Regions from separate parts of the Homo sapiens genome. Here region 1 is linked to region 2. The links are chromatin loops, found by intact Hi-C in ENCODE. Cell type or tissue: Caco-2. All regions are shown on one strand. Links, peaks and the distances in the headings refer to the core of each region. The heading gives the core; the rest is flanking DNA. Region 1 has its middle 110 kb from the start of SNX19. Region 2 overlaps LOC107984412 (a long non-coding RNA gene).

Region 1 (5,379 bases), core at 92-5,091, 190 kb after region 2:
GCCTTGCCCTCCTCCCTCCAAGACACTACAAGAACTCCATCAGTGTCATGTTCTTCCGCCATGGCATGCAAGAAACTCAGCTTTGACTTACCAAAATTTTATTTGGGTGCCTGCGTTTGACAGTGAGGAGGAAGAATGAGAGGGGAGATGACAAGTGGGACTTGGAAAATAAATGGGACTTGCCCAATGATGGGAGGTAGGGAAGAACACCCCAAGAGAGAAGAACAGATGAGTAACGGCAAGAAGACAAAAAGGTTACAAGCCCCACTGTACCTGGGGCTTTAACTGAATTATATCTGAAGGAACACTTTTACCTTCTCTTTGTGCAAAAGGACAGGGTCTTAGAAAGCCTTCGTCCCATGACTGAGGAAGTTTGGCCCATGGTGGGACCCTATGAATGACTTCAGAGACAATGAGAAACTCCACTGCTGGTTGCCCAGAGGCCAACTGCCTCCCCTCCCAGCTGGAGTTCTCCCAACTCCTAGGTTCTGTCTCCCTCACATCACCTGCCCAGCTTTCTTCAGTTCCCACTTCACTCCATCCCAGGAGATCAGCTAGTTTCATGTGAACAAACCCAAGTCCACTCCATGTGTACCTCATTTAGCCCAGACCACTGTCATCATCGTCAAAGTCATGTTCCCAGAATCTGTGCTAAGAAAAGCTACTCAGTAGAACACACTTGAATACAGCATGTTTTGCTCTATAGACCCAGTGATTTCTTATTTTTCCCTAGGCACCCTCCTTCCTAGGGGCTGCGATAAAGCTCCAATCAGACTCTTCAAGAAAGAATTTTCTTCCCAGAAGACCCAGAGCCTTCTGTATGGGGTGCAGAGATTTTGCAGATTGGGCTCAGGTTAATAGGACTCGGAGACCATATTGGCCCAGTCTGTACCTTCCCACAAGAAAAGCAATCTGGGGAATAAGCCCAGGCTTCAGCCTTGATACCTAGAAAGAAGCTATGACCCAAGTGCGCCTATTTCTCATAGACCATTTTTCCCCATAGCAATTTCATTTCAGCTTCCCAAGCGAATCTGCCCTTTCCCTAGGAAGGAAACTGCACTACACATATGGAAAGATTTTGATCTCCTTAAATCCCAAGGAGCCCAGTATCGATGGGTGAAATGAATCAGAAATTTGTTCACAGACAGACATGTGCCCAATTCTGGCCCTAACCCTGACTGTGACTTTGGATGGGGTTCTTAAACTTTAAGTTCACTACATGGTAAAAGATGATTGTGCTGATGTCACTGGGCTCTGTGGTTGCCAGAGGAGAACAAGCACCTAGCACATTTCAGGAACTCAGCAAATGTCCCTTTTCCCCTCTTATCCCCAGCGCTTAGCCAAAGGCCTGATTCCCATTCAAGCCGCTGTTAATAAGAGACTTGACCTTTTAAAGCAAGAAATTCATGATTTAACACTCCCAGCAGCTGTCTATGATGGAAACCACAGACTTTCCACAACCTCCCCATTTGCATTCACATGGGTAGTTGAATACTAACACTGAAAGTTTAAAAGTTGTCTTCAAACGTCTCTGGGGGTGCAGACGGTTGCAAAAGTGGGTGTTGGGGAGGGCAGGGTGGCTGAAACAGTGCCTTCGAACATACAAAGTGTAAAACCTCCAGCGTAAGCCAACCTGTCACTCTTGGTGTAGCCTGTGAAATTGTTATGGCCTGGAGCATGTAGGTCACCTCTCCTTGGCAGGAATCCCAAAGGCTTTAGCATTCATGACTGCCTGGCATTTCCCAGGGTTCTCCCGTGAGCTACAAAGATGTCCCTTAGCTTGCTGTCAAATGAAAGATATATTACTCCCCCGTCTTTCTTACCTGTCATCCTCTCACACACTCAGATAATTTAGTCTGGGACACACAGTTCTCCAAGCCAGCCATACTGAAACAATCTCGCATGCTCCCACATTTCTCTGCAACCTGGAGAAACTAGGTGTGATTTCAAAGCCAACTGTTCAAAGAGAAAAGGAATCTGGGTCTGGGAGAAGAGGTGGAGCTGTTTGCCTTGCAAACTTTTTTGTTAATTTTAGTTCCAGTCCCCAGGCCTTTGGTTAAAACTAGAGAGAGCTTCCTCCAGCCTGATAAAGTGAACATAGCATTTCTCAATAAACCTTGAACCATTGGCCAAACCTCAGATCTCAATGCTTTTCCCTAAGGTTATGGCCACCAAAGCTGAGACTTAAAAGTAATAACAAGAACAGAAAACCTCAAGGATGGAAGAATGCTGGGAGGACCCAGGAGGCTTCACACAGGCTGAAAGCACCCTCTGCTGGGAATAAGCAAGACAGCACCACCTATGCATCCTCTCCCAATAGTTCGCCCACAACATTCTGTGTTCACACAACAAATACATTCACCTCTCAAGCCACCCTTCCCTCTCATCTGGGACCTGGGCCAGAATTCTTTGTGCTTCTCAGCTATATTTTCATTTTATAGCCTGCAAAATGCCAAAATAGACACATGTTTAAAAATAATGTATTTGAAAACTATGATTTGGAAACACATATGTTTCTGGTATTGAACTGACTTAAGTTTTGACTATAATTCATTGGACATTCTTTGCATTGCAGCATAACAAGAAACCTTCGAGGAAGAATATAATAATAGGTGATTAAACTAGAAAATACTCCTGAATAGACCTATACTGATCTTTCAATTCCATTTTTGCCTAGGAGACTCTGCCTTATTATTTCTATAGGTAATTTTATAGGTAATGAGGGAAAGGCAATGTCAGGTATACAAGAAGAAACCTCCTCCAAAGACTGTACTGGAACTTACCATTAATCCTTAAAGCGACATGCCCATACAAGCTGTTTCTATAAAGACATATCTACCTTTCATATCTGTAGACAGATACAGCTCGAATGACAGAAGTAGTGTACTAGAAGCAGAGAGATCATTAGAAAATGTTGGATTGTCCCAATAAATAAGGGTTAGACTTAGAGTCACAAGACATTTGTCTTCTATCGTTTTACACACCTGTGAGTAGTTAATGCTTTCAACAAGTATTTGAGCATTTACTGCTTGCTAGACACCAAAATAGACCCTGGGACACAACTGTGAACAAGAGAAAGAAAATCTGCCTTCTGAAAACTTGCAGACTATTGAAGAGGACAATATAATCAAACACTACAGCTCGCTGGCACGAGTGTTATGACAGGATAAACCCAGGGTATATAGAAGTGGATGGCAAGGGGCTATAACCCAGAAAATCAAAGAAAATGGGTGCAAAAGCATATAAAGAACTATATGAATGAGTTATTTTTTCCAATATGTTGCTTTTTATTATGGTAAAATATACATAACATAAAACTTACAATTTTAACCATCTTAAAAGTACAATTCAGTGCCATTAAGTACATTCACAGATGGTTGTACAACCATCATCACGTCCATTTCCAGAACACTTTCATACAACCCAAACAGAAACTCTATACCCATCAAAAAGTAATTTCATTCCTTCAGCTCCTGATAACCTCTATACTTTCTTGTCTCTGATTTTGTCTACTTAAGGTACCTCTTATAAGTGAAATAATATGATATTTGTCCTTTCGTGTATGGTTTACTTAGCATAATGTCCTCAAGCTTTACCCATGTTGTGCCATGTGTAAGAATTTCATTTCTTTTAAGAATGAATAATAATATCTGGCTGGGCACAGTGGCTCACACCTGAAATCCCAGCACTTTAGGAAACCGAGGTGGGCGGATCACCTGAGGTCAGGAGTTCAAGACCAGTCTGGCCAACATAGTGAAACCCCACCTCTACTAAAAATACAAAAATTAGCCGGGTATGGTGGCACACACCTGTCATCCCAGCTACTCGGGAGGCTGAGGCAAGAGGATCGCTCGAACCCAGGAGGCAGAGGTTGCAGTGAGCCGAGATTGTGCCACTGCACTCCAGCCTAGGAAATAGATTGAGATTCTGTCTCAAAAAAAAAAAAAAAGAATATAATCTATTGTATGCATGTACCACATTTTGTTTATCTATTTATACACTGATGAACAATTGGATAGTTTCCGTCTTTTGGCTATTGTGAATAATGCTGCTATGAACATTGGTGTACAAGTATCTGTTAGAGTACCTACTGTCATTTTTTTTTTAGTATATACCTAGAAGTGGAATTGCTGGATCATATGGTAATTTTATGTTTAAATGTTTGAGGAACCACCATACAGTTTTCCACAGCAGCTGCACCATTTTACATCCCCACCAGCAAGGCACAAGTGTTCTAATTTCTCCATCTCCTCACTAGCACTTGTCATTCTGGGGGTTGTCTGTTTTAAATATATATAATAACCATCCTAATGGGTGTGAAGTGGTATCTAAATATAATTTTGATTTTCATTTCCCTAATGACTAGTGATGTTGAACATCTTTTCATGTGCTTATTGAAAATTTGTGTATCTTCTTTGGAAAAATGTCTATTCAATATACTGGCCCATTTTTGAATTGGGTTGATTTGTTTTGTTGTTGTGGTTGAGTTACATGAATTCATTATATGTTCTGGCTATTAGTCCCTTAACAGATGTATTATTTGCAAATATTTTCTCCCACTCTGTGTGTTGCTTTTTAACTCTCTTAATAATGTCCTTTGATGCACAAAGGTTTTTAATTTGGATTGAGTCAAAATTATCTATTTTTCTCTTTTGTTACCCATGCTGTTTGTGTCAGATCCAAGAAATCCTCACCAAATCTTATGTCATGATGGCTTTAGCCTGCTTTCTTCTAGGAGTTCTATCGTTTTGCTCTTACATTTAAATCTTTGACCTACTTTGAGTTAATTTTTGTATATAGTGTATACTTTGTGTATATTCTATATATGTTATTTGTGATTAGCCAGAGGTTACATATAGCATCTCACAGTTACACTGATCTATTTTTAATTAATACCAACTTAACTACAGTTACATATGGAAACTCTACTTCTGTAAAGCTCTGCTCACTTCTTTATGATATTGATGTCACAGATTACATCTTTTTTTTTTTTTTAGACAGAGTCTTGGTCTGTCACCCAGGCTGGAGTGCAGTGGCACGATCTCAGCTAACTGCAGCCTCCACCTCCCCAATTCAAGCAAAGCTTCTGCCTCAGCCTCCCAAGTAGCTGGGATTACAGGAGTGCACCACCATGCCTGGCTAATTTTTGTATTTTTAGGAGAGATAGGCTTTCACCATGTTGGCCAGGCTGGTCTTGAACCCCTGACCTAAAATGATCCACCCGCCTCAACCTCCCAAACAAATTACATTTTTTAAACATTGTGTGCCCAAAAGCATAAATATATAATTATTTTATGCATTTTTCTTTTAAATCCTATAGAAAATAAATAAAAAGTGGAGTAACAAACAAAATTATTTTAATACTGGTTTTTATATTTG
Region 2 (5,379 bases), core at 141-5,140:
AGCTGAAGTCACAGAGACAGAAAGAAGAGTGGTTGCTAGGAGCTGGGGGAAGGGGGAATGGGGAGTTGATTAATGGGTGATTAATGGCTTTCAGCTTTGTAAGATGAAAAGACTTCTGGAGATTGGTTACACAACAATGTGAGTGTACTTAACACTATTGAATTCTACACTTAAAAATAGTTAATATGAAAAATTTTATGTTACATGTATTTCACCACAATTAAAAATAAAAAAAGAAAGCTTATCTAACTTCTGGAAATGAGTCGTTTTCAACAAGAATATGAACAGAACCAGGCAGTTCTATCTCAACCCTTCTTCCAAGAGCTGATTTGCCGAAATACTTCGAACATCTAAGTGCTCTCATAGTTCCCCACTTTCTAAAATATGATGGACAATAATACCTAATTAATATCTCATTAAGGCGTTGGGATTGAGAGAAGCCATTTAGACCAAGAAAAGCATACACCTGTCACAGAGACCAGCCACCTGCCTCTCCCTAAATCAGGAAGGAAAACTGCAGCTCATACATTCACCTCTGGTGCTGGGGAAGTGCTGGATCCCTGAGTCACCTGTTTCTGCAGGGTCATTGATAAAATCTCCCTCTCTTAATAATGCACTCTCACCTTTCTTTAGCACGTGCCATGCTGGCACACAATTAACTGCATATCACAGGGAGGTCTGTGCCACTCTCCCATTCTGTCATTGTGGACGCTGAGGTACACACATGGGGCTTGAACCCACATCCTATGAAGCCAAGTTCAGAGGACACACTCTGCTCTCAACCTTCCATCTTTCTTCATGACTGTTGCTCATGTCTAGAAAGCTTTCTTTCTCTTTCTTTCTTTCTTTTTCTTTCTTTCCTTCCTTCCTTCCTTTCTTTTCTTTAAATATCCACACTCTACCCATCCTCCAGACGTGATTCAACTCTTTCCTTCACTCCTGACCTCCCTGCCTTCTCCCCACTCTTGAAGCCTCTTCCAATATCATTTCAATATCCCACTCTGACCATTGCCTCCTTTATCCCTTAATCTCCTCTCCCCACACCCCACCTCTCACTTGACAGGCTCCTTGACTTCCTTGCAATCCTTCAAATGCAGCAAGCACATTCCAGCCTCTGGAACTAGGCCCTCAGGGATGTTTCCTCTGCTTGGAATGCTTTTCCATCCAATGACCACATGGCCAATCTCCTTCAGAAAGTTCCCTGACCACTCTATGTAAAATATCAGTCCATCACCCTCACCCTTTGAACCCCTGTCCACTTCACATCAGGTAGAGATTACTGCTGTCCACCATACGCATCACCATCTGATGTATCAAATGTTTTACATATTCACTTATGGCCTGTCTCTACCCCCAAGAATGCAAGCTCCACGAGGGAAAGAATTGTGTTCTTCTCATTGCTGCATCAGGGTTTAGTGCTCAGCAGGTGCTCAGAAATATGTTTGAGTGGATGAATGAACTCCTACAGTTTTACACACAATCTAGCATAGAGCTGTGTATAACTCTGTATTGTTTACAATATGTTCTGAGAAACAATAGCTCTATGGAGTGTTAATAGCGGTTATGCAGGAAAAAAAAAGCATTTTCCTGCCAACCTAATTTGATGAAAGCCCAGCTAAAGTTAAGCATGTTTTTCCTTCAAGATTCCTGAGACCCTTTCATATTATGCTTTGACATGTTGATGTGGTCCCAGAGCTCTGTGGGGCAGGCACCCAATACAGGACTCTCCCAGCCGCATGCCCACAGTGATAATTTTGGAGGGGCATCTGCATAACAGTGCTGACATGCTGTGTGGTGTTAATGACTTCTGCCTGCTGGTGAATTTCTTCCTCCTCTGTGGCCTCAAGTTTCTCAATTTCTTTATGGTTAAGAACAGGGTTCTGATTGGCCAAAGGCTTGTTTTGATAGTAGGATTTTAGTCTCAAAGAGGCACTCTTGGTTTTGTTTGATTCCCATTCACTCAAAGGTATTCTGCTCCATAGAAACACTGGCCATGCCCCCTCAGCACACCCAATCCATCTGGTAATCAGGAAAACTGCTGAAAATAGGGGAGACCTGGAGCTTAATAAAACTGAACTCTCCAAACCAAACAGAGCCTTCGTGCCTTGCTTGCCACTACAGCACAAAGCAGGAGTTGGTGGGAAGCATGACCAAGAGCCAAGTGAGAGTCAGGTTAGGGTTTCTTCTCCGTGGTTAGGAAGGAGCCGCCAGAGATGTGTGAGAGATCTCGCCTCAGGACTGAGCTATGGAGCCACACAAGCGAGAAATCCAAATGCTTACACTCAGATTCAGGCAGACATCCAAGCTGCCTGCCTCAGGAGCCCCTGGGGTCTTGGTCCTTGTGGGGCACCCATCACTGCTTAGCCCTTCACAGCTGTCAGCAGGGAGCCCACTAGATGGCAACCTCATGTCAGCTGTAATGAAAGAGAGGCAGAGTCCGACAGAGAGATTCTAAGCAGTTAATATTTATTGAGTGCTTACCTTGTGTCTGGCACAGTTAGAAGCTTTTTCACTCCTTATTCATTTGATCTGCATAATCGTTGTGAAATTCATATTATATCCCTATTTTACAAATTTGAAAACTGAGACTCAGAGAGGTCACAGCAATAATTTGCTCAAGGTCACGTGGCTAGTAAGTTATCCAGCCCGACCTCCTTGCTGGAAGACAAGGTTTACTATACCCAGCAGTACCTGAGAGACAGTGAGAACAGGAGCAGAGCTCTGAGAGACACAAAATTGGTGAGGAGTGGAGTAGAGGGTAGAGATGCAGAAAGCAGGTCATTCTGCTTCTCTGAATATCTACATTCTACTCTCTTGAGCCCAGATGAGAGCCCTGGAACTTGTCTCCAGAAAACAGAAGGCAAATAGCAAAAATTCGGGGGATTATATTAAACCCTGGTGAGAAAATCCTAACTTTGCAAAAGGAGCCAGGGAGAAGCTGGGGATACAGAGTGGAGAGTCTTTCAGTTTTCAGCTTTCTCAGACGACCCATTGACTTCTCAATGCAACACAACCCTAGGTCCAGGCATCCATCTGGGAGACTTGGTGAAGAGGAAACAGCTTCTTTGGAATAAGGCTGAAATTTAGGACGATGGCATTTACACAATCAGTAATGGTTTCTTGAGTTCCCAACATATGCTAAGGTTTTTTCCAGGAACCATTGGCTAGGAAGCATTTTTGCTACTAAGGAATATGCAAAATGGCCCCCACTCTCAAGTAGCCTACAGCAGGGTTGGGGGAATGGAAGGCGAAGTCGCGAGTGAACACCTAACAACGCAAGAGAAGATACAGAGAATGTGGAGATGATAAACACTAAAGAGTTTTAGCAAAGTGTGTCCGAGCGTTGCAGGAAGTTCTCACATAGGAGGTCACAGGCACCATAGCACATCAGGAAAAGCATGGGAAGCAACAGCAGGCAGTGAGTGTATCTGGAGGACCACACAGAGAAGCCACACAGAGACAGAGGGGAGAGGCCAGGCCACTGTGCTGGGCTTCTAATGCTAGTTTAGGATATTTGGACTTTAACCTCTAAGGACCACAGACTTACAAACAGGAAAGTAGCAGATCAGAAGGGATATTTAATGAGTTCAAAACAATTGCAGGATGCAGACAGGATGGCCCTAGGGAGAAGAGGCTTGGACGCACTTGTGGAAGGGTTTGCAGGGTCTAGTGAATATGGGTTCTTTTCACATGTTCAGTACTCATTTCCTCTTCTCCTAATGGGTGGACTGGGCCTAGATTTTCATTCGGGACCCATTTCCTGTCCATCTCAAGCCCTGTGTTTTGGGAGGAGCTGATTCTACTCCCACTTCCTTTCAGAGACAGATGTGAGGCCCAGGCCTAGTTAGGCAGAATAGTCCTCCCCGCTCACCACGCAGAGTGGTAAACAGGCCCCATCTCAACGTGGCCCCGTGGGAGTCAGCTCTTGTGTTTTTCCAGGAACCATTGGCTAGGAAGCATGTTCTTGGCATGGAGGATGCTGGGTGGGGGTGAAAGCCGAGAGAAGCAGGTGGCCTCTTGCAATGCTGGGGAAAGAGGAATGACACTGGAACAGGGCATGGCGGGCAAGATTTCCAAAGTGACAGAGCCCCTGGATTCAGCCGTGTCTGATATGTGCTCTGGAGAAAAACACTCAAACCAAGTAAAGAGGCTGCAGATAACCAGACATGTTGAGGAACAGTGCTCTGAGAAGGTGACATTGGCCGTCTTTCCCATCTTCTCTCCTTGGGAGCTCTCTGTCTAACCCAGCTGGTCTCTAGTGAAGGACACTAAGGAGCGAGAGCTACGGGGAGTGTGCAGCAAGAGGGAAGAGCTGAGCGCAGCCCTTGGCCAGGCGTGCTCACGATGCCTGAGGGACAGCAGGAAGGCCAGTTTGGCTGGAACTGGCTGAGCAGGAGGGAGCGTGACAGCTGGGGGTCAGGCCACAAAGCCTTGTCATCCTTTGAAAGGGGCTGGAGTCTACTCTCAGGGTGGATGGAAGCCATTAGAGAGTTCTGAGTTGTGGAATGACATGATGCAACCAATGTTTAAAAGGGTCACTCTGGTCAGAGGGCTGAGAATAGACCAGACAGGACAAGGGTAGGGGGTAAGAAGATGAGCTGAAAGGTGGGAAACACCCACCCCTGGGCTGCAGCCAGTATCCTCTGAGATTTTGTCGTTAGAAATCAGGGTCTGGAGTAGGATGATGGCTAGGAAACAAGGCAGAAGGGAGGGCTGAGCAGGAACAGTGACAGAAGAGTGGGCACACAGAGGAAGAAGGCAGGGGAAAGAGTGCATGAGCTCTTGGCCAGGCTCAGGAGGGGAGTACATACTGAAGACAGCCACCTCCTCCCTCACCTCCATTCTGCCAGCCCGGTTTCTTCTTTCTTTTCCCCAGGGAGTGCTGAGAATCAGAGCATGCTCAAATGTCCATTTGAAGGGAACCTTGGCCGTGGAAGAGGGCAGAGGCGCGTGTAAATTCCAGCTGCAAATATGAAGCCCCCGTCAGTCCTATAGCTCAGGGATCCTCCATTGAGGTCAGGAGGCTTCTCCTGCACAGTGGAAAAGTCAGAAATTGATCTCGCTTTTAGCATTTACCAGGCATTCTCTGAGGAGGCCGCTTCATCAGCCTCAGGGTTTGTCTTTGCAAAAGACAACTTGTTCTTCCTCCTCCCATCCCCAGCCATGCTCCTGCTGCTCCCAACTGTCCTTTGTCTCCTAGTGTTAGTTTTGAGTGTGCACATCTTTTCCCAGGTTTTCTTACTGACACTTGGACCCTAGAACCCATCTCAGCATTTGGCATGCAGGGGGTGCTCGATGAATAAATATCTGTTGAATGCTGTTGAATAAATAAGTTATTGTCATTGACTGCCTACCACCTCATTGTTTAACATCACCTCA

What was found. Peaks named below come from ENCODE experiments on the same cell type or tissue, not always from the same donor. Only the 100,000 strongest peaks of a DNase experiment are listed, where the experiment ranks them.
Region 1: it touches region 2 in a loop (22-fold over the local background); 6 of 110 quality-filtered maps call a loop at or near these places.

Annotation. Positions count from the first base shown.
Region 1 is chr11:131,022,113-131,027,491 of GRCh38, reverse strand. No RefSeq gene overlaps it. Among named protein-coding and RNA genes, the nearest start is that of SNX19, 110 kb to the right of the region's middle. In Caco-2, for the core only: a CTCF peak has its summit at 2,267 (motif pointing left); no DNase peak of the experiment used is centred there.
Region 2 is chr11:131,214,492-131,219,870 of GRCh38, reverse strand. The region is part of intron 2 of LOC107984412 (a long non-coding RNA gene); the gene reads right to left. Among named protein-coding and RNA genes, the nearest start is that of NTM, 150 kb to the left of the region's middle. In Caco-2, for the core only: a CTCF peak has its summit at 2,405 (motif pointing right); a DNase peak (open chromatin) is centred at 2,384.